Regions from separate parts of the Mus musculus genome. Here region 2 is linked to region 1. Evidence: chromatin loops called from intact Hi-C (ENCODE). Cell type or tissue: left cerebral cortex. All regions are shown on one strand. Each heading gives the region's core, and the rest is flanking DNA. Links, peaks and the distances in the headings are about the cores only.

Region 1 (10,448 bases), core at 730-8,729:
GCACACCTGGCACCATCCCCCAGAAAGAGCAAAACCTGAGTGTCGAGTGTTCTAGCCTCCGTACAGGGTCAGTACAGGGTGGCACTTCTGAGGCTCCATGTACCTGCTCCTTGTTATGGATATGCTCGCATCAGCATCTTTCCGCGGGGCAGTCTTCCTCTTCTGCAGTGGCCCCCATCTGAGCATGCTCAGGGGTCTCTGGATGACTGGGCATCTCAGGACAGCACTGAGATTTGCATGTGGCTTTAGAAAACTCCAAGGACTGAAAACTGCCCCTCATCATCTTTAGTCTGACATTTTTTGTATACGTTTTTGAGTTTTTATGACTGCTGTTAAGTAGAAATAGGGAGTGAGGTGAACACTATCGGTTATTATAAATCACAGTGGACATACACTATAGACCTATTCTTCATCCTGGTAAGTCTCAGCTTCTGTTCTCATGATTTATGTAGCACTGTTCCCTATTATTATCGGGTCCACCTTCTGGGACACTACCAAAGCAGTCACCAGAAAGCCCTTAAGGAGGATTGGTCAGCAGGTACCCACTTCCTGTTTAAGAAGCCCCGCCTCCTCCAAGTCCGTGTGGTCCATTGCCCTACTGTGAGACATGGGAAATTTTTCCAGAGATACTATTCCAAAGATAGCAACCTAGACTGTACCCCCTGACATGATGTCAGTGATTTGTGGAGGGAACCTAAGGCCTCGTGGCCCAGGTTGTACACTACAGGCTCGAGGCTGTTTTCTGAACATCTAAATCTTGCCTGTGTCCCCCAAGAGCTGCCCTCATAAACACGGCAGGATCAGATGCAATCTGTATTTTGGCCATAGAACCAGGAGGGAACTAGAAGTATCCTCAGGGAACCCAGGGAACCCCACCATGCTATGTCTACTCCCCGGAGACACAAGGATACCCTGTGCTTTGAGGAGTGGAGTTCCTTGCAGAAGGAAGAAGTGGAGAACCTGACAGACACCCTCTTCAGGCAGAGCTGTGCTTGCCAACCATGTGGGTGCATACTTGAGCTGGCGGGACCCTTTGCTAGCCTCCCATTGTCTCTGGACAGACCCCACCCCTGCCACTACCAGTGGTGTTTCACAAAGGGCGTAGGCTGAGGCAGGAAAGGAGATGTGCTACCATGGATCGCTGTTGTGACAGCTGCAGGCTGAGGTATTGTGGTGCCACCATTTTGACAGCTCCTTTTGGGGCATCTTACCAAGGCTGTAGGCTGGGGCAGGTAGGAGAGGCCGGCTACAGCTTCGGTAACTTTTGTGGCACCTGGCTTAGGGACTACAATGATCCTAACCCTTCCATACAACCACTTACCCTCAGCTGGATTTGCCTGTTGTGTGCATTGGTGTTCTGAGTGGTTGTTTTCTGGATGAAAGTGCTGAGGTGGTAGTCTAGGTTCATCTCACCACATGGCAGCCTCCCCTCTCCCGCAGAAAGCAGGGTAGGCAGGACTGGGGACCTGGAGTTCTGATTCTCAGCAGCCCTTCCAGCTGTGGCTCAGTGTCAAGAGACTGGCGAGGCAGTGTCCTGCTTTGGCAGTCTCCAGGGTAGACACACTGTTCTTCCTCACAGGAAGATATTAATGCAAGCCTGAAAGTGGTGGCAGTTGTGTTAGATAGCAAACCCTGTGGCTCCCTCCGTCTCTCTCTCCCTCCTGTCCAACTTCTCCCTCTTTAGGTTTCTCTGTCATGTTTCTCTCCTTTGAGCTATCTCTCTTACTGAAGGCCCAGCCATGTCATCCCTCCTGGTTGCTCCCCCGGCTCCAGGCCTCATCACCCCCATGGTTGTCAAGGTTCCCTCTCCTAAGAAAGCTTGGGAAGAGCCAGGCAGTGGTGCCGAATGCCTTTAATCCCAGCACTTGGGGCAGAGGCAGATGAATTTCTGAGTTCGAAGCCATCCTGTTCTACAGAGTGAGTTCCAGGACAGCCAGGGCTACACAGAGAAACCCTGTCTTGAAAAGCAAAAAACAAACAAACAAACAAACAAAACAAAACAAAAACCAAAAACCAAAAACCTCTACTCGCTGCCACCTCTCCTAACCTAACATTCCTGTCACTTCCATGAGGAAACTCCTTGGCTCGTATTAACAAGCTCCCAGCAGTCCAGAGATAAGAATGTTACTGAGTGGCACCAGAGGTAAGAATGTTACTGAGTGGCACCAGAGGTAAGAATGTTACTGAGTGGCACCAGAGGTAAGAATGTTACTGAGTGACACCAGAGGTAAGAATGTTACTGAGTGACACCAGAGGTAAGAATGTTACTGAGTGACTCCAGAGGTAAGAATGTTACTGAGTGGCGCCAGAGGTAAGAATGTTACTGAGTGGCACCAGAGGTAAGAATGTTACTGAGTGGCACCAGAGGTAAGAATGTTACTGAGTGGAGTCTGAAACCGAAACCCAGCAGAGACTTTCCTGCTTTACTTGAGCCTATCAACGTAGCATTTCCACTGATGGACTTGGACAATGCCTTTACTAGTTAGCGGTTTTTATTGCTATGACAAAACACAGTGACCGAATTATAAAAGAAAGCATCTCATTGGAGTTCCTGGGAGGAGGCCGTTCTCATTCAAATCCCCACACTGGCTCTCTTTTACACTGCAACAACTTCACAAAACCAGTGGCATATTTAGGGTGATCTGTACTCCTCGGACATGGTCACTCATATTTGCTTTCAGGAAAAAAAAAAACCAACAACAACAAAAAAATGATCCCTAACTCTCTTAGACGTGAAATCTGTGTTTTGTGTTGCTGACATGGACACAACCTTTATCCTCTCTCTGGCATAGTCTATACGGCCATGACCAGAGTATTTAAAGGCCTCCACTGCAAGCTATCCCAGCACACCTGGGATCCTCCTGCAACCATGCTGCTCCTGGCTTTGACCCAGTGTCTCATGGTGGAGACAGAAAGGGCTGGGGTCCTGGTGGCAGCCGGAGGGGGATGCTGTCTTGGGAAAGAGACTTCACATGTTTGACATGTCAGACCAACCCAAGGGACACACCATAAACCAGCAAACAGGTTTGTGATAGGCACATTTGACCAGCCCCGCTCAGGCATGCGTGCTTTTTGCCTTCTATTCAATTACTCACACCCATGTCTCAGAAGATGGGCATGGCTTCATTTGTCGCTTTTACCACTGGGGTCACATTACACAAATCTCTGCTTCTCCCTACTTCTTGCCTCTTCAATTGATCCACTGAAGACAGATGGCAGAGCCAAAACTTGGCAGGGCTGCCAGGACCCAGGTTCTGATCCCAATACCTGCACTATGAGCAGCTTGGGTGAGCATGCAAGCAGGCTCGCAGGTCCTGCCTCAGCGTCTAGATGAGAGCCTGCTCATGCACACTCCAGTGCAGTAGTCTATAGTGGAGGAAATCTGGGCTTAAAAACACACACATAAACTCTTTGGTGCCTGTGGTGCTTGGATGCTTCTTGGATTCTGCTTCTGCACCCCGGGAAAGGTGAGCTTAGAGACTCTTCCAATCTCTATACTCATAAGGGCAGTGAGAGTCATAGATTGAGGCTGTGCCACATGAAAGAAACTAACATTTGGTGGTGTTTACCCTGATCTGTCCTGATCTCTCCTTCCAGGGCCGTCCTCTCTATTGGTCAGTAGGTCAGATGGTAATGAGGAACTTCTGTGTTAATCTTCTACAGGAATCTTAACAAGGGAGCAAACGGTTCCTTTGGTCCTGTTGTCTGAGAACGGTGCACAAAACCACATTCAGGTATTATCCACCTGTGCTCAGAGGCTGCTTCCAACATCTCCCTGTGGGTGTGGGGGGAGTACAGCTTCAGTGTCTCACTGCTTCCAGCAAGTGGCCTTAGGTCTAATCGCCACACTCTAAGCATGTATTCATTGTTCTAAGTCACAGGCCCAGATGGGTCATGAAGAATAAATAGAAAAAGAAATAATAAACATAGAACACAAAGCATAGTAAGATTGCTTTACACTGCAGCCTCTTTTTTTTTAACTTTAGTTTTAATTTTAGTGTTATTTTGTGCATGCAGATGCCTTGTCTGTATGAACATGACATGCGTGCCTGGGGCCCAGTGCTGTCAGATCACCTGGAACTGGAGTTGCAGATGGGTGTGAACCACCATGAAGGTGCTAGGAATTGAACCTGGGTCCTCTGGAAGACCAGTGCACAGCACTGCTGAGCCATCTCTCCAGCTCCTAGGCTGCTTTTCTTAAAGGTCAGTTCGTTCAGAACAGGCTGGGCTCACAGCGTGTACGCGGCAGAATGAGTATGGCTATGAGTGATCTCAAGGCACGTTATAAACTCGGTTACGGGTTGAGTGAGGTCTGATTTATAAAGGGAAGCTTTAAACCAACACCATTTTTCAGAAAGCAGAAGTCACTCTTACAAGGGTTATCACCTGGCACTGTTCCTCAAGGCAACAACACCTCAGCAGTTTCCAAGTCTACATGCCTCTCATGAGAGCTAACGCATATGTGGGAGACATTTCTGTCAGCACTGAAGTCACAAGCCCCATTTTGTCCTGAGTTGATGACCTTAAAAGTGTAGAGGAAGTCCCCAGGATTCTAGGGGTGGCAGTGCGGAACTGTGTCCCTGGCCAAATACCAACAGTGCAGCCCCACAACCTTCTTAGCTGCCCACCAATCTCTAGGAACAGGTGGGGCACCTATGCCTTGTGGTGGCTCAGGTCATTCACCTAGTGTAGCCCACCTCCTGGAGCTCTGCCTGGGGCACTAGGCGAGGCTCCATCCTCTGCTGTCTAGAAAACAGTTGCAAAGAAAAACATAAAAGTGACCACCAGATGGAGCTCCAAAGCAGACGGAAAAAAAAACAAAAAAAACCCTGCCAGCTTCAGGCTCTGGATCACTGCTTGCAACTACCCTACTCACCACCACCGGGATAAAGCTGCATAGTTTACTCAGTTTATCCCTATCTTTCAGGAACATTTCATATGCTCCATCTGCTTTCTGGTGACCTCCCCTAGGATAGAGTTTCACGTATCCCAAACTCCATCTATTCATCTTTGTGGAAAACTTTTATGATTTGACCATTTCTGTTTTTAATGTGCTTGTGAAGTTTTCCATGTGCATGTAGAAATAGTGCTTCATGACAGGGCTGGAACGTGCTTCATGACGAGGCTGGGATGTAGCTCCGTTGGCAGAACCAAGCGGCTAACAAGCACGAGGCCTTGGGTTACATATCTAGCATCAAATAAAACCAGGTAGAGAGGCCTGTAAGCCAAGCGCTCCAGGGTGGGTGTGGTGGGTGGGGTGAGTTGTAGAGGTGGGGGAGGCAGCAGGTGGAGATGGGAGGCTCAGAAGTTCAATGCCATCCTCAGTTATATAAGCCAGACTGGGATACATGAGACCTGTCTCAAAAAGCAAGGCGGGAGAGATGGCCCAGCAGGTAAGAGCAAGGACTGCTGCTTGCAGAGGCCAGAGTTTGCCTCTAGGTACTCACATGGAGAAGCTACAGCCTTCTGTAACCGCAGCTCCAGGGCATCTGATGCACTTTTCTGGCACAAACCCACACACGTACACATAATCTTTTAAAAAGTGAAATCTTAAAAAATAAAAAATTTCAATAAATAAAAGTAACTAATTAAAATTTAGACACGTGTATGCATTTCTCTGGTTAATCTGCCATGTGCCAACTTGCCTTGAAGACTCAGAAAAAGTCCCCAAGAGTTAAAATGGGTAGTGGGGGTCTTTGGCTCATCCTAGAGAGACAAGCCGAGCAGAGAGGAAAGGAAAAAATATATATAAGAAAAATTTGGTGATTCTGAGGTAATTAAAAAAAATTAGCCCTGACATCAAAGTATGATAATATTTTTAGATAGATAATGAACAAGTGGGCCATGGTGGCATACGCCTTGAATTGCCAGCACTAGGGAGGCATAGGCAGAGGCAGAGAGGCAGAGAGGCAGAGGGGCAGAGGGGCAGAGGGGCAGAGGGGCAGAGGGGCAGAGGGGCAGAGGCAGAGGCAGGCAGAGGCATCTTTCTTCGTTTGAAACTGGTCAGGTCTTCATGGAGAGTTAGAGACCAGCCATGGTTACATAGTTAAACCTCCTGTCCTAACAAAAACAAAAACCAAAACAAACAAAACCCAAAATAGATTTTTAAAAACTAAATAAATGAACACTCTGATTGGGAAGAGACAAAATTCACAAGTAGGCATTTTACAAAAGAAGCCAAGCGCCTGTGAAAACAGGAAGCCATTTCCTGAGGATGCAGATTTAAACGGCCACCGAGGCCCGAAGCCTCTCAAGTCACAAGCCAGGTTGTTCTGCTCAGAACTTTTGCCTCAGTAATGGGAAGAGGAACTATATTTTATAAAACTCCTATTTGTCTTGGAGACAAGGCTACCTCTGCCCAGACGAAGCCTCAGGAACCATGAAACAGAGCCAAGAAGAGCTTACACATCTGTATGGCAGGCGGGCTCTGAAGTACAGGTAAGCACGGGCGTCTCCAAGTCCGTCCCTCCTGGTCAGACAGTCTCTAAACTGATGGTGTCTAGCTTCTGAGTATTCACATTTTTGTTGTTGTTGTTGTTTTTGAGACAGGGTTTCTCTGTGTAGCCCTGGCTGTCCTGGAACTCACTTTGTAGACCAGGCTGGCCTCGAACTCATAAATCCACCCGCCTCTGCCTCCCGAGTGCTGGGATTAAAGGCGTGCGCCACCACGCCCGGCTCTGAGTATTCGTCTTGTAAAACGGGGAAAGAGAACCCTTGCCTCTCCAATGCACCCAGTGCTTACCTGAGCCTCAAAGCAGAGTAAAGCCTGGCCCCGAGGAAAGCCAGGAAGGAGCACTAACCACAACAAATGAATGCATTTAGTGATGTTTAGGCTGGACTGGCTCTGATTCACGTCTCAGTCACTACTGCAGACTCTCAAAACATACTAGACCATCTTGTGTGGTGTGTAACAAGGAAGGCTACCTTTCAAGTGCCTCTAGGACATCAGGTAGTACTGTGGTTGTGGTGGACACAGAGAACAGCCCCACTGGCATTAAATGGGCAAGTGACCCAAAAAAAGATTCTTGCCAACAAGTACACAAGAGAGAAAGTGGCTAAAGGGAGGTTGTATGTACTTGGATAGTGGGAGGTCTTCTGGAAGCTTCGGTGAGCTGAAGAGGCCACTGTAGTTTAAGGCATGAGAATACAGTAATGTTGTGGGGTAGTCACCAGAGAAAACTGCTTGGGTATGTCTTTAAGCCAAGAGAAAGTCTTTACTAGCCAGCTGGTGACACACGGGGTGACCAGGATCCCAGTGTAGTTCCTTTGTCAGGGAACTCACTCTGTAGACCAGGCTGGCCTCAAACTCAGAAATTCGCCTCCCTCTGCCTCCCAAGTGCTGGGATTAAAGGCGTGTGCCACCACGCTAGGTTTAGGGTGAGCTTTCAAGCACAAAATCCATGTCCTGGGTCGACACACTTCAGTTAACACACAGTTAGCCAGAACCGGAACTACAGGAGCCAAAAAGCAAGGTCAGTACATTTTGAGACTTTCCCCAACAGCAGACTTGGGTGGATTAGGCCTTCATTTTAGTTTTGGCAGTCAGTGCTATCTACATGCTTCGTCTTACCGCCTGAATGGCGCTTTGACCGTGCAGTCAGTTGTAATAAGGTCCTGGGGTCTACTAAGGTTATAGTAAGAACGTGGCTAAAAAGTTAAAAAGATGAAGACAGTCGTTCCGGCCTGATGACTAGTTTCTTACGTTGTAGCTGCCAACTACCCAGTGCTCTCCCAACCTAAAGCTGGCACAGTCATATCTAATAGGAACTGTGAAAACCATAAAGGCAGCAAGCACAGCTGCTTGCTAAAGCTGCAACGAGGCTGAGCGGCCTGGTGCAATCGCTGTGGAGCCATCTTCCACTTATCGTCACGATTTCCACGTGTCGCACACGTGGGAGGGTCTTTTAATATTGGTACAACTTGGGGATATTGGATCGATGGGAAATTTCTTATGAATCACTTGTGATTTCTCCCAGGAGCACTGCTGCTCGCCTTCCCCAGGGAAGCCCTGATCGTACTCCTCCTCCTGCGTTTAGGGACACACACTTGGCTGGCACTACTTAAAAGTCTTCCCGGTGCCCTGGAGGTTGTAGCTCATGTGAAGATGCCAGAGATCTCCTTACGAGGCTTGGGCTCCGAGATACTATCGGAACGTCTGTTCCTATACTTGCTCAGAAACAAGACAATCAGAAAAAAAAAAAAAAAACAAAGTAAACTTAAAAAGGTAAACTCAATCCAGCAGGCCAGAGGAGTTGGCAGCAGATCAGGTTAAAGCCTCTTTCTTCTATACACTCAGGTGATTAGGTAGCATATCAGATTGGGGGCTGCATGTGCTATGCCCCTTGAGGAAAAGATAGAGCAGCGAAGTTAGATTGGCTGGAGTTATCGCTGCCCTACACAGGGGCTTATACTGGTGGACAAAGAATTGTGTGGAAAAAAAATGATAAAAGAATGAAGTATTAAGACTTCTCCTTCTTAGAAAGGGTGGCTCTTGCAGGGCACTGTGGTGTTAGATGACCAAAGAACAAAAGAATATCAAGATTAGACCTATAAATAAATTCTACAAAGATATAAGATACACACACTGTATTGTGCCAGAAATTGAATAACAAAAACAGCAGCTTTGACCTGAAGATATTTTCCTTGGTCCTAATGACAATTGGCACTCTGAACATTAAGAGTTAATTACTACACTGCTTGGAACAGCAAATCTGCCCAGGCTGGCTTGGAGATTTTCTTTCTGTCTAGTGCCCTTGAAACCATAAGAGCTGCCAGCCAGAGAATGGGCTGTAATGCTTTGGTAAAATATGCCTCTAGATCCTTAAATTTGGGTTATGGGGCAATGAGGGAATTTGATTGTAAAAGATGATGCTGTTCTGTATGGTTTATCAATGATAAATTTACAGCCTCGGATGTTCAACAGGAAGTTAAACACTTGTCTAGGGACAGAAAGAATATGATCTGTTTTGGAACAACATGAATCTATCCCTGCCTACTGGGTTCTGTATAAATAAGGAAGCACACTGACTGCCACAGTCAGGCCTGACTCACTTCTCCTTTGCCTACCTCCTCTTGGGACCTGGACAACTACTGGAATTGGCCCCCGGCACTAAGGAATAAAGAGACATTACTCAAGATATATACAAGTACCGGGATATGTGCTGGGTTTGTTTGTTTGTTTGGTTGGTTGGTTGGTTTTGTTTGGTTTGGTTTGGTTTGGTTTTTTGAGACAGGGTTTCTCTGTGTAGCCCTGGTTGTCCTGGAACTCACTCTGTAGTAGACCAGGCTGGCCTCAAACTCAGAAATTCGCCTGCCTCTGCCTCCCAAGTGCTGGGATTAAAGGCGTGAGCCACCACTGCCCGGCTAATTACATCGCTTGTTAGTGAAAAGATTCCAGCTCCAAAAAAACCCCAACAACAACAAACAACCCACCCCAAAAAACAAACAAACCCCCCACCACCACCAAACCCATACATTAGCCACAGTCCCTCCCTCAACACAAAGCTGGTGTTTTAGTACCCGGTAAAAGAAAACTGGATTTTCAAGAGAGGCCACCCAGAGCAAGGGGGGTGGGGAGGATGGAGCAGTTGGCAGAGTGCTTGCTCACCATGCACAAAACATCACAGAAAGAAACCACCACCCCAGTTCTGGGGAGATGGAGGCAAGCAATCAGAAGTTCAGAGTGAAGCTATCACAGGATCCCAGTGTGAAAGCAAAACCAAGCCAAACTTCCTCCAGCAGGGTCCATGTCCCAAGGTTCCCGTAACCTCCCCAAACTGTGCTTTCAGCTGGGAGCCACATGTTTCAATTCATGAGCCCACAGGAGACAGTGCTCATCTATACTCTAAGTTGGTGTTAAGGATGCAATTAACTACCCACACTTAGACACACATGAGCTGAGCACCCCTAATTTTGTCTTTCCTTCTGAGACAAGGTCCTACAGAGCCCAGTGTGGTGGTTTGCATGAGAATGATCCCCAGGGGCTCATACTGTTAAACTTTTAGTCTCTGGGGAGTGGAACTCTTTGAAGGGATTAGAAGGATTAGGGGGCGTGGCCTTGTTGGAGGAAGTGTGTCACTGGGCATGGAACCTCAAAGCCCATGCCAGGCCCAGGTTCTTGGCTCCAGCTACAGCCATGAGTGCTGCCATGCTCCCTGCCGTGATGATGGACAAAACCTCTGAAACTGCAAGCCAGCCTTCAATTAAATGCTTTTGTAAAAAGGAATTGCCGTGGTGTCTCTTACCAGCACTAGAGAGTGGCTGAGACACTCAGGATGATCTCCAATCCTTCTTGGCCCTCCTGCCTCTAGCTCCTAAATGCTGCGATTACAGGTAAGCACCACCATGCAGTTCTGCATGCCATGTGGTGTGGGTCCCCAGAACTAAGGGATAAAGAGAAGACAGACATGCGTACAGTGAAGCTCGGATCAGGTAGGAGTCTCTAATGC
Region 2 (10,448 bases), core at 1,196-9,195, 120 kb after region 1:
CAGTCCATAGTGTCCTGAATACCATCTTATCTTCTGGAAGTAGCGTCTGGTTGGAGTGGCCACATGGACATGTCTCCTGAAGAAGGGCCCTGGAAAGAGAGTTGGAGCAGTGGCAGCCTCTGGGTGACATGAGGCTACAGCAAGTAAGATCCACGAAACAAGTTGTGCTTGTTTCTCAGGAAAGAACAGCATTTCCCTAAGCCTATTGTACTGGAGGGTTGATATGAGCTTGCTGGGAACCTATAATGGAGCAAGACCAGAAATTAGTGTTCTACAGTGCCAGTGAGGGAGACGCCCAGAGGTCCAGAATGGTGGAAGGGCTCTTCTGTGGGTTCTCACTTCCTTGGGAAACAGCAAGCTGTATGCTCACCATGTGGAGTTAGAGGCCTGAGGAGAGATGATAGGAAGGAGTCACCAGGAAGGAGGACTTGTGGCTCACCCAGGTTCATGCTCACGCTTCTCAGAAACCCAGCAGCAGTCTGCTGAGGCCCTCTCCAGGCCCCAGAGTAGGTCAGGCACAGAACTGGCTCTGCACAGGACTGAGAACACCAAAGAAGGTCAAGGGCCAGACAGCATGAGCTGAGCTGCTCGCAATCAGCACAGGCGCTTAGCAGGGAGTCGGTGCCAAACGAAGCTGGAGCGGAGGTGCTTGGGTGACGCCAAGTGCAGGCGGAGTGGGTGCCTGAGACAGGGGTTCCTGTGTGGCAGCATTCGAGCACGGTGTCAAATGGCTTCTGTGGTAAGGAAGGCAAAGTTCTCAAAGTACAGGCCACCAAAGACCTTGTCTGGGGATAAGGAAGACCTTTCTGCAAGTGGTAGCAATGAGGAGGGCTACTGAGAGAAGCCTGACACCAGCTTCAGTCACAGCCTGGGGGTGACAAGAAGCCTGTCTCCCTGGGGCCCAGTGTGCATGCTCAGATGTGAAAGGTGACAGTCACGGGTCACTCAGGCTGAGGTGCCCTGGAGAGATGTGTATCATAGAGGAAAGGCTCATTTGCCTTGCAGGTATTTTGAGTGACCAGGAACATGCTTGCCTCCCGAGAACACGAGAACACAAGAAAAAACACCATCCAATCTCTGAGAACCAGGTCAGGGGAAAGCATCCCATGTCAGAACACCTCAGCAGAGCTCCTAGTTGGCTGCAGGCGGGAGATGGCTGTTAGGAGGGGCATGTGAAGTCACCACACTGCCATAGAATTGTATTTCTGACTTTGTCTTCCTGGCCTCCTCAATGTTCCCACATCGGTGCCAACAGCACCTAGTTGTGAAAGGTGTGCCCAGCCCTTCCAGGTAAGAATCCAAGACTTCCAGGACAGTGCAGAGCCTCACAGTGAGCAAACACTGGCCCTGGTGGCCTTGGTGCCAGACTGGCCAGCTCCAAGAGCGTGAGCTCCACAGCATTGTGTTATCACACTAATTCCTAAAATCAAGTGGTAGTATTTGTGGTGTAATTAGTAGAAATTGGCAAGTCATTAAGGCAGGTTGTCATTGGGTCTCTAATAATGTCAGAGTCATCTGTAAGTGGACAAACTTTATACATAAAGAGATGTACAGATAGATTAGCTGTCCTGCGTTGACAAAAGATTGCTTACAGGGAGATTCAAATTAGCCACCACTATGTCCCGACTTCTCAGTTAAGTGGTTCACACACTGTGACTCTACCCCACTGCTCAAAACAAACAGGCTGGGTGAGTGGATAGGGGTGGCATTCAGTTGGTACAGTGTGGCCTCACAGGCATGAAGTCCTGGTTTAATACTGGGTGTGGTACCGCACGCATATAATCCCAGCACTCCACAGGCAGAGGCAGAAGCTGTCTAATCAAGCTCTGAGCCTCACTAGGAATTCCTTGCCAGGGATGGAGGTGATGGGGACATTAAACGGGAGGGGGGGGTCACCTTTAGAACACAAGGTGAGAACTGGGAGGGATATGCAGCCCCGTTAAATTTATTCGGATTGCAAGGCTCTAAAGCCAGACCTGGTGACACAGGCCTGGAATCCTTGCTACTCTAAAGGCTAAGATAGAAGCATAGAAAATACAAGCAGGTTCAGCCATATAGTAAGTTCAACAGCAGCCTGAATAATTTTATAGACACTTGTCTCAGTGTTTAGAAGGTGAGACAGTGAATGGTGCATAACTACCATCCCAGCACTTGGGAGGTAGAGGCAGGGGGAGCAGGAGTTGAAGGGTCCACATGAGTTTTGAGGCCAGCTTGGGCTCCATGGCTCAAGCAAAGAAACAAAAGGTAAAACAGAAGGCTGTGAATGTGCGCAGAGGTGGGATGCTTGCTTATCATGTCTGAGACCTTAGCTCCAGCACCTAATAGAGCAAAAGCGGGGCGAGAAAGAATAGACTAAAAGGCAGATTCGGTTTTTAAAAACATTATATATGTGAGTGTTTTGCTTACACATGAGTGTTTGTGCCACATGCATTTCTGGTGCCTTAGGAAGTCACCTCCTAAGAATGACTGGAACTGGAATTATGAATGGTCATGAGCCGTGTAGGTGCTAGGAATTGAACCCAGGTCCTCTGCAAGAACAAGAGCTCTTAACCACAAAACCCTCTCTTCAGTCCCGACAGAAGGCAAACTTTTTTTTTTCTTAAAAAGATTTATCTTATGTGTGTGAGTGTTTTGCTTCATGTCTGTACTCATGTCTGTGCAGTGATCCCAGAGGCATGAAGAGAATATCAGAGTTACAGATACTCTCTTGTCAGCACCATGTGGGTTCTGGGAACTGAACCAGGGTCCTCAGCAAGAGCAGCTAGTGTTCTTAACCACTGAGCCACCTTTTCAGCCCTAAAAGGCAGATTTTAAGGCAACTTCTCCAGAATGTGGGTAGTTGTAACTCAATCTAACCAGTGTGACAGAACATACTTCCTGTCACCTACTTCACTTCCTGTTGAGAGAAATTAAAAACCTAAGCTAACATCGAACCTAAGACATGTTCCTGCCAATGAGAGGTGGCACAGACCCGAATCCAAGATTCTGCTAGTCAGGTTGGGCAGCCTGGAGGGATTGCCAAGACCCTGAAGGCACTGCCAGCTCTCTCCTGAGCCTGTCCCTAGTGGGGCAAAGTGAAGTTGCACAAGCCAGCTATCATGGTCGTATCATGCCTGCTCTCTCTCAAGAGCTCCATGTGCCAGAACTTAAGGAGCCCCAGCAGCTGGCAAACTTGAGAATCTAACTCCATTGTTGTCCCCGTGTCTTCCCAGGGCACAGAGAGTGACTGCCATGCACCCAGCACAGGTGCCTCACTCTCAGAATGCTTGGACTGGAGCCTAGACTCCAGAAAACCCATGGTTCTCAAAGTCGGGATCATATTGCTTCAAACCATGTTGTTTTGGGTCTCTCCATGACATCTGGCCCTCAGTGGTCGTGTGTACATTGTCCTTCTTGAGGGCTGAAGCTGGGAGGTGACTCAGTGCTGCCTGCTGTGGGGCATGGAGAAGCTCAGATATACCCTAGCGAGGTTCTAGTCACCCAGTGTTACTCTGATCCCCGCCCTAAGCACTGACAAACAAGCTGCAGCAGGGCCTGCTGGGGACCTGTCTCCTCCAGCCATAGGCAAGACCAAGTCACCAGTAGAAAGTGGCAGGTGCCACATAGAAGAGTATTTTTGGTCTTTCTGTCATGACTTGGGATGTGTTGCTGTGTGTAGAAGATAGAGGCCAGGAGTGGTGTCCAAGAGCCCCTCTCCTCAGGACTCAGCATTCCTATATGAAGAGCCTGCACTAGAGTCCCGGAGAAGGTAGATGGTTATGTCATAACGCCCAGTCAGGGAACCACAGTGGAAAGTGTTTGCAGATAGCAGCAGCAAGATAAAAAACGGTCAACAGTGGCAGTCTTGAGGGCTGGAGTGCAGTAAACCTAGCCACTGTAAAGACTATAGAAGATAGTCTAAGCAAGAGGCCAGTAAAGGAGAGGGGCCCCGCCACAACCACCACTTAAGGAAGGGCTGGGACCAGGCAATGGCGTGGCAGTCATGGCTGAGGATCACCTGGTCCCAGAAGTGTTCTGAGAGGAGGGGTCAAGGCCAACCGTGCAGAACTGCCCTGAGAGGTCTCAGCTTAGGACGGTGTCAAGAGAGGGAGAAGGTGGGATGGAGAGATGGTTCAGAGGCTAAGGGCACTGACTGCTCTCACAGAGATCCTGAGTTCAGTTCCCAGCAACCACCTGTGGCTCACAACCATCTGTGATGGGATCTGATGCCCTCTTCTGGTGTGTCTGAAGGCAGCTACAGTGTACTCATATACATAAAAATAAATAAATGCATAAATAAATACTATTTAAAAAGGAAAAAAGTGGGGGGAGAAGGTGGGAATCTCAGCCCAGAGCAGCTCCAGGCACCAGGATCAGGACTCGGTGCTCACCAAGGGCACTCTTGCATCCTGAGTCCTCTAAGAAGCCACCGTGGGTGGCCACACTTGGTCTGGAGCACTGGAGATCTGGAAACAGGCCCTTTCTTCAAGACAGTGCTTCTCAACCTGCAGACTATGAGCCCTCTGGGGAATCAAACATCCTATCAATGGTTGCCTAAGACCAGTAATAAACATAGATATTTACATTAAGATTCATAACTAGCAAAATTATAGTAATGGAGTAGCAAGGAGATAACTTCATGGTTGGGGGTCACCACAGCATAAGAAACTGTATTAAGGGGTCATACACATTAGAGAGGTTGAGAATCACTGGACTGCGGCTTCATCCCCAGAAGGTGTCTATGTTAGGTCTTTTCCCATGAAGGGAAAAGGACAGGAGAGACCACATGAGACTCAATTTTAAAACAAGCCAGCTGAGAGTAGCCCAGTCAGGTAATCATGAAAATTGAAACTGTGACCCTGTTGGTATCAGAGGTCCTAAGAGATACATGTGACAGAAACTTGGAGCTTCCACTTCAGGAGCAAGGCAGGTGCTCTAAGACAGGCATGAGCAGGTGAGAAAAAAAAAATCCACTTATACTGGTTTTCAAGATATATTGCATATCAGATATTTACATTATAATTCATATCAGTAGCAAAATTATAGTCATGAAGTAGCAATGAAAATAATTCTATAGTTGGGGGTCACCACATCATGAGGAACTGTTTTAAAGGATCGCAGCATTAGGAAGGCTGAGAACCACTGGGTTAGGAGAAAGGCAGTCGATGAACTAGTCAGGGGTTGCCCGGTGAAACAGCCCATGGTGGGCATATGCCCAGGATTTCAGTGGTGGCTTGTGAGATTAGACTTCACTAACCTCACAAGTTGCTCCTAGACAGGACAGGTCACAGTGGTGCATAAGCAGTGGGCTGTGTGACCAGGATCAAGTGACTTCTCAGTCTCCTTTTCTCCAAAACAGGCAGTAGTTAACACCTGGCCCAAAGGAGGAGGCTTTGAAACACTGGCCACAGCAGCATGCTTCTCTCCTGCTGGGGTTTATAATGAGGCTGTGAGCGTGGGAGTGGAGCGAGTGGTAGAATGCTAACGTGTACAGAGCTCTGGGTGCCATGCCTGAACATGAACACACACAGGCACACACAGATGGGGATGGGGGGGGGGAATTATATTTGCAAGTATAGAAATAGAACCTAGGGTTTTCTTCAGATGTCTTACTATGTCACCTCAAACTTATGAGCCTCTTGTACCATCATGCCTGGCTCTTAGAAAGTTTTGAGGAAGTGGAGAAAAAGTAGATCCCTGTTTCTTGAGCACCAGCCACTCTGATGGCTGTTCCGTGCCGGGTTAGGACCTGGACCTGTTTTGCTTTTTTTTTCCAGGATGCCCACAGCAGCCTCTGCACCTTTTTTGTGCATCAGGGTATCTGGACCTAGGTTGGACCCACTGTCTTCTGAGTGCCCACCTATATGTGCCACATTTGGGCAATACAGCAGAGTCACAGATCACAGTTGATCCTTCACAGAGCCCTGGAGGTAGTATCTCCTTTTTAGGAACACTTGGTCTTCAGTAGGGAAAGGCCTAGGTGGAGTTGGTGCTGCTCTGCTACAGAACAGCCTGCAGGCTCCGAGCTGTGCTGCCTTGGCGTGGAACACTGCCCAGCATGCAGAGTGCTGCATCATACAGTCCCAAGCTGGCCAAGGAGCTGCAGCCATGGCTCTTGAAGGGAAGTTAGTAGAGTGTCTCGGGACTTTGGGTTTGCTGCCTGGAGCACAAAATGGCCTGGAGGCAATTCTATGGACTTAGTTGTATCCTATTTCATCTAAGTGATAAGATGATGCCTAAAAAGCCGGGCAGTGGTGGCACATACCTTTAATCCCAGCACTTGGGAGGCAGAGGCAGGTGGATTTCTGAGTTCGAGGCCAGCCTGGTCTACAAAGTGAGTTTCAGGGCTACACAGAGAAACCTTGTCTCGAAAAACCAAAAAAAAAAAAAAAAAAAGACGATGCCTAAGAAAAGTGCTAGCCATGATGGTCAGTCCCTTTGGCCTCGATCAGCACAGCCTGTGACTGACGGTGACTCTAGCCTGAGCCAGTTCCTGGTAAGTGAGCTACTTTAAGACCAGGCCATCAGCACATACCACCAGAATGTGGGACAAGCAGGCCAGTTGACAGTCTTGGGCTTTATCCATGGCAGTGGGGTAGCAGCTGACATACTGCTATTCAGTGAAACCTTCAGCACCGTCCATTGGGCTCTGTGCAGCCAGGCTGTATTCCTGCAAAACATCCAGTGGAGCCTGAGGTACATGGGTTCGAGACCCCATTGGAGTGATGCCCTTCTGCCAAACTCTTAGTAGTAATGTTACCACACAAATCAATTAATGACTCCATTCAACAGTTGGGGTGGGGAGGGTGACTTTACTTAGCTCACTGAGGTGACAAGGTGACGATGCATGATTTTAAAGTCCTTCCTGGGTATCAGAGTTCTACTCCAGGGACCTGTGCTACCTGATCCAGACGGATGTTTCTAATGCTATGGAAATTCCATCTCTCAGGAGCACTTTCTAACCCACTGCTGAGTGCCAAGACCGCTTCAAGCATGTGGGTCCCAAGGCCATACCCTGAGACTCTGATTCTGAGGCAGGGACGCTATCCTAGTTGGTGTAGACTAGAAAATAAACAGGTCTCCTGGACTAGGGCTGCCAGCCCTGAATGCCTTTGCAGGCTAGAGCTGGCAGCTGTTTGCAGCCCCTCCAGAAGCTGCCTGCCCTTATTAAGGGCCCCTAAAGAGGCCAATGAAGGGTCAGCACCCTGTTATAGCTAAGAGTCCCATCCACATAGCATGCCTGGGCCACACTGCATGAGCTGCCAGGACACACAAACCAGTTACATTTACAAGGGTCCTTAGTTATCTCTGATCACAGACAGCAGCTCCCTGTAGGAACAGCCTCTATAGGAGATCAGCTTCTCTTTCCCCTAAGATGTGTTAGCCTATGGGTAGCCATATGCACAGGCCAATATAATGAAGATGGAGTGTGACCTGAGTCTCTCTTGGCAGTGAGATCCATGGGTAAAGCACTAGAGAACTCAGGTTCCACCCAGACTTCAGAGATGCCAGCATGCATGCCCTCAGCTTTAATTCTCCTGGAGGATCCTGTCTTCATGCCCTTCCCTCTATGGTTAGCTGGAGCTCCAGACCATGTGCTCTCATCTCTTGCTGACAGACAAACCCAGGGCCTGAGAGAGACTGAGCAACAAGAGGGACATGTGGAGAGCACATGAGGGCTGTGCTTTTACTCTAATGTGTGCTAGTGTTTGGCAGTTGGCACCCTGAAGTAGAGAGGGACAAAGGCCATCCATGGCACTGGGCCCTGGTGCCAGATGGGTAGGTAGAGGTGGGAAGGATCCCAGTTGTGACCAAGTGTGGCAGTCATGTGTCTAGAAACACTAGCACAGCCAGCATTTTTCTTACCTCCATGCCCAGCTGTGGACTGCTGCTGTGACCCACCAGGCTCTGGGAGAGTTCCTTCTCACGTGTGCTAGAAAGGGCGTTGAATTGAAAGCCCACCCAGGATTGCATGGAACAAGCCCTCAGAGGCTGTTGTATCCTGAATATACTGGGTGTAGTGAGTACTAACACTGGTGGGAGAGGAGGACAGGATGCCAGCTGGCCTTCACCAGCTGTTGTTACCTGAGCTAAGAGTCCAGTTGTGTGTGTGTGTGGGGGGGGGGGTGTTCCAGCTGCACCTCTAGCCTGGCCAACCTCCCACTGGCCCCCAACTGCCATCCCCATACTCCTTGCCTCCAGACATCTGCTGGCCCAGTGCCTTAGGCTCTGATGAGTGGAATTGATCCTGTTCCTTCTGCCCCTCGACCACACAATGGCATTCAGTACAAGTACTACAACCCACAATCCCCCAACCCGACCCCCCCCCCAAAAAAAACCAGCAGAAGCCAGACTAGCTATAGGCTCTCCTCTGCTATCCTACAGGCTTACCCTATTAATACTCTACAGCGCCTGCCTACAAGGAGCCTCCTTTGAGTGCTTTTGTTTATACTGGGTAATGTGTCCACACCCAACCCTCAACCCATTTAACCTTTTCTGGGAAAGGAATCACAAAGGACTCCAACTGGGAGGTACAATATCTGGGCACTCTGTTTTAGCTAAAGCCCTGTGATAGCTTCTGAGCCAACCCAGAGCTGGGGGAGATCACTGACCACCCCCAGCGACTGCTTCCTTTCAGACAGCAGGGAGGTGGACCCTTAGGCCTCCAAAGGTCTGCAAAGACTCCTGGGAGCTTCACCCCAAGCCGGCTAGGGCTGCCCCCTCCAGGCGGCTTTGAGGATATGTGTGGCAACAAAGACTTCTCAAGACTTTGAGCCTCCTGCCGACCATAAATATTAAAACATGTTTATCAGAGCAAAGCAGCTCTGCCTGGTGATTGTGTGGGTAGGCGGGACAAAGGCCAACTTAATAGGCCCTTCAAAGATTCGCTAGAAACTGAAAGGAAGGGAAACCTGCATTTGTCGGGGGAACCTGCCTAGGAAAATTCTGTTTCCGGACGAATCCGGGAAGGGCAGAGTGATCATCGCACTGCCCGGGAGGGTGCACGAAGGCCAAGCTCTGTTATTACAATAATTCAGAAGACTGAATTCACGCACCGGGGTGGATGTGTCCCTACATCGCCCCCAGGATCTCGAGGCCCACCTTAACCCCAAGGCGCGCTCCAGACGCACGTGTCTCTAAACTGCACCTTGACCCACTGCTACCCGCCTTGGCTTAGCGTTGCTGTCCGGAGACCACGCCTCCGGCGGGGTTCTCCGTCTCCCCGGAATCCAGCACCGGCCATTGGCTGCTCTCAGCTCTCCGCCCCGACGCGTGCCCCAGTGCATCCCGCCCAAGCCTCAGTTTCCCGGCTGGCACGGGGCGTGGCGTGGGCGGGGCTCAGCTCAGGCCACGCGGGGCGGAGCCCGGGAGCTGACGTGACCACCCCGCCTCCCGGACCAGAATTGGTCGTGGTCTCAGTAGCCTCCGGCTCCGCTGCTTCCCGAGAACCCCGCGCCGGAGGCTCGGACCCGAGGTCGACGCCGGGCGCCTCTCCTCCTGCCCGCTATGGCTGCGCCTCGCGGGCCCCGCGCTCTGTCGGCCGCCGCGCCGGGGTCCGGGAAGCCCAAACTGACGCACCCCGGGAAGGCAATCCTAGCAGGTGGGTCACTCGGAACCCCAACTCAGAGCCTGTCCGACAGCGCTTCCGGGTGGGCCGGGGACGCCCAGGCCCCGCCCAACTTCCGGAGGGGCGGAGGTGTCGGGGTTGCGACCCGGGACCCCTAAGTCCACTCGTCTGCTGTCGCTCAGAGTCTCTTGGGCACTCCAGGCGGAGACCACCGGGTGGGGGCGTGGGCATCGTCGGGACGCTGGCAGCGACGCGGGCAAAGTCCGGGCGGGGGAGGGGCCGCGCGGCGGCGGCAGCGGTGGCAGCGGTAGCGGCTGGGTCCACCGGGCAAGGGTGTCCCTAGCCCCAGGCATTTGGTCCCCACAGGCGGCCTGGCTGGAGGCATCGAAATCTGCATCACCTTCCCGACCGAATACGTGAAGACGCAGCTGCAGCTAGATGAACGAGCGAACCCACCGCGGTACCGGGGCATCGGTAAGGAGGGACTCCCGGGGGTGGCTAGGGGGACACTGCGGAGCAGAGGAGCTAGGGTCTTGACCGCGCCTCCCGTAGGAGACTGCGTGCGGCAAACTGTCCGCAGCCATGGCGTCCTGGGCCTGTACCGCGGCCTCAGCTCCTTGCTCTACGGCTCCATCCCCAAGGCGGCTGTCAGGTGAGACTCTGCTCTGTTGAAACGACCCGGAGGGAGTGGCCGCAGCGGGCCCCCTCACATGTCTTCTTCATTAGGTTTGGGATGTTCGAGTTCCTCAGCAACCACATGCGGGATGCCCAAGGTAGGCTCGACAGCAGGAGAGGACTATTGTGCGGTCTGGGTGCCGGCGTGGCAGAAGCAGTGGTAGTCGTGTGCCCTATGGAGACCATCAAGGTGAGGGATTGAGCCTTTCAGGGGTAGCCAGGGTAT

The links. A loop is a pair of places that touch in the nucleus more often than their neighbours do. Peaks named below come from ENCODE experiments on the same cell type or tissue, not always from the same donor. Only the 100,000 strongest peaks of a DNase experiment are listed, where the experiment ranks them.
Region 2: it touches region 1 in a loop (2.5-fold over the local background); 14 of 42 quality-filtered maps call a loop at or near these places.

The regions. Positions count from the first base shown.
Region 1 is chr16:18,042,189-18,052,636 of GRCm38, reverse strand. No RefSeq gene overlaps it. Among named protein-coding and RNA genes, the nearest start is that of Dgcr6, 19 kb to the left of the region's middle. In left cerebral cortex, for the core only: a CTCF peak has its summit at 4,780 (motif pointing right); a DNase peak (open chromatin) is centred at 4,800.
Region 2 is chr16:17,927,118-17,937,565 of GRCm38, reverse strand. It overlaps Gm41427 (a long non-coding RNA gene), which reads right to left and starts at 1,456. Exons shown (of 4, transcript XR_875938.1): 1 at 371-1,456; 2 at 1-89. Slc25a1 (solute carrier family 25 (mitochondrial carrier, citrate transporter), member 1) reads left to right here and starts at 9,347. Exons shown (of 9, transcript NM_153150.2): 1 at 9,347-9,580; 2 at 9,914-10,021; 3 at 10,100-10,199; 4 at 10,274-10,412. The coding sequence starts at 9,487. In left cerebral cortex, for the core only: a CTCF peak has its summit at 8,711 (motif pointing left); DNase peaks (open chromatin) are centred at 5,459 and 8,731; H3K4me3 peaks cover 574 bases; H3K27ac peaks cover 753 bases.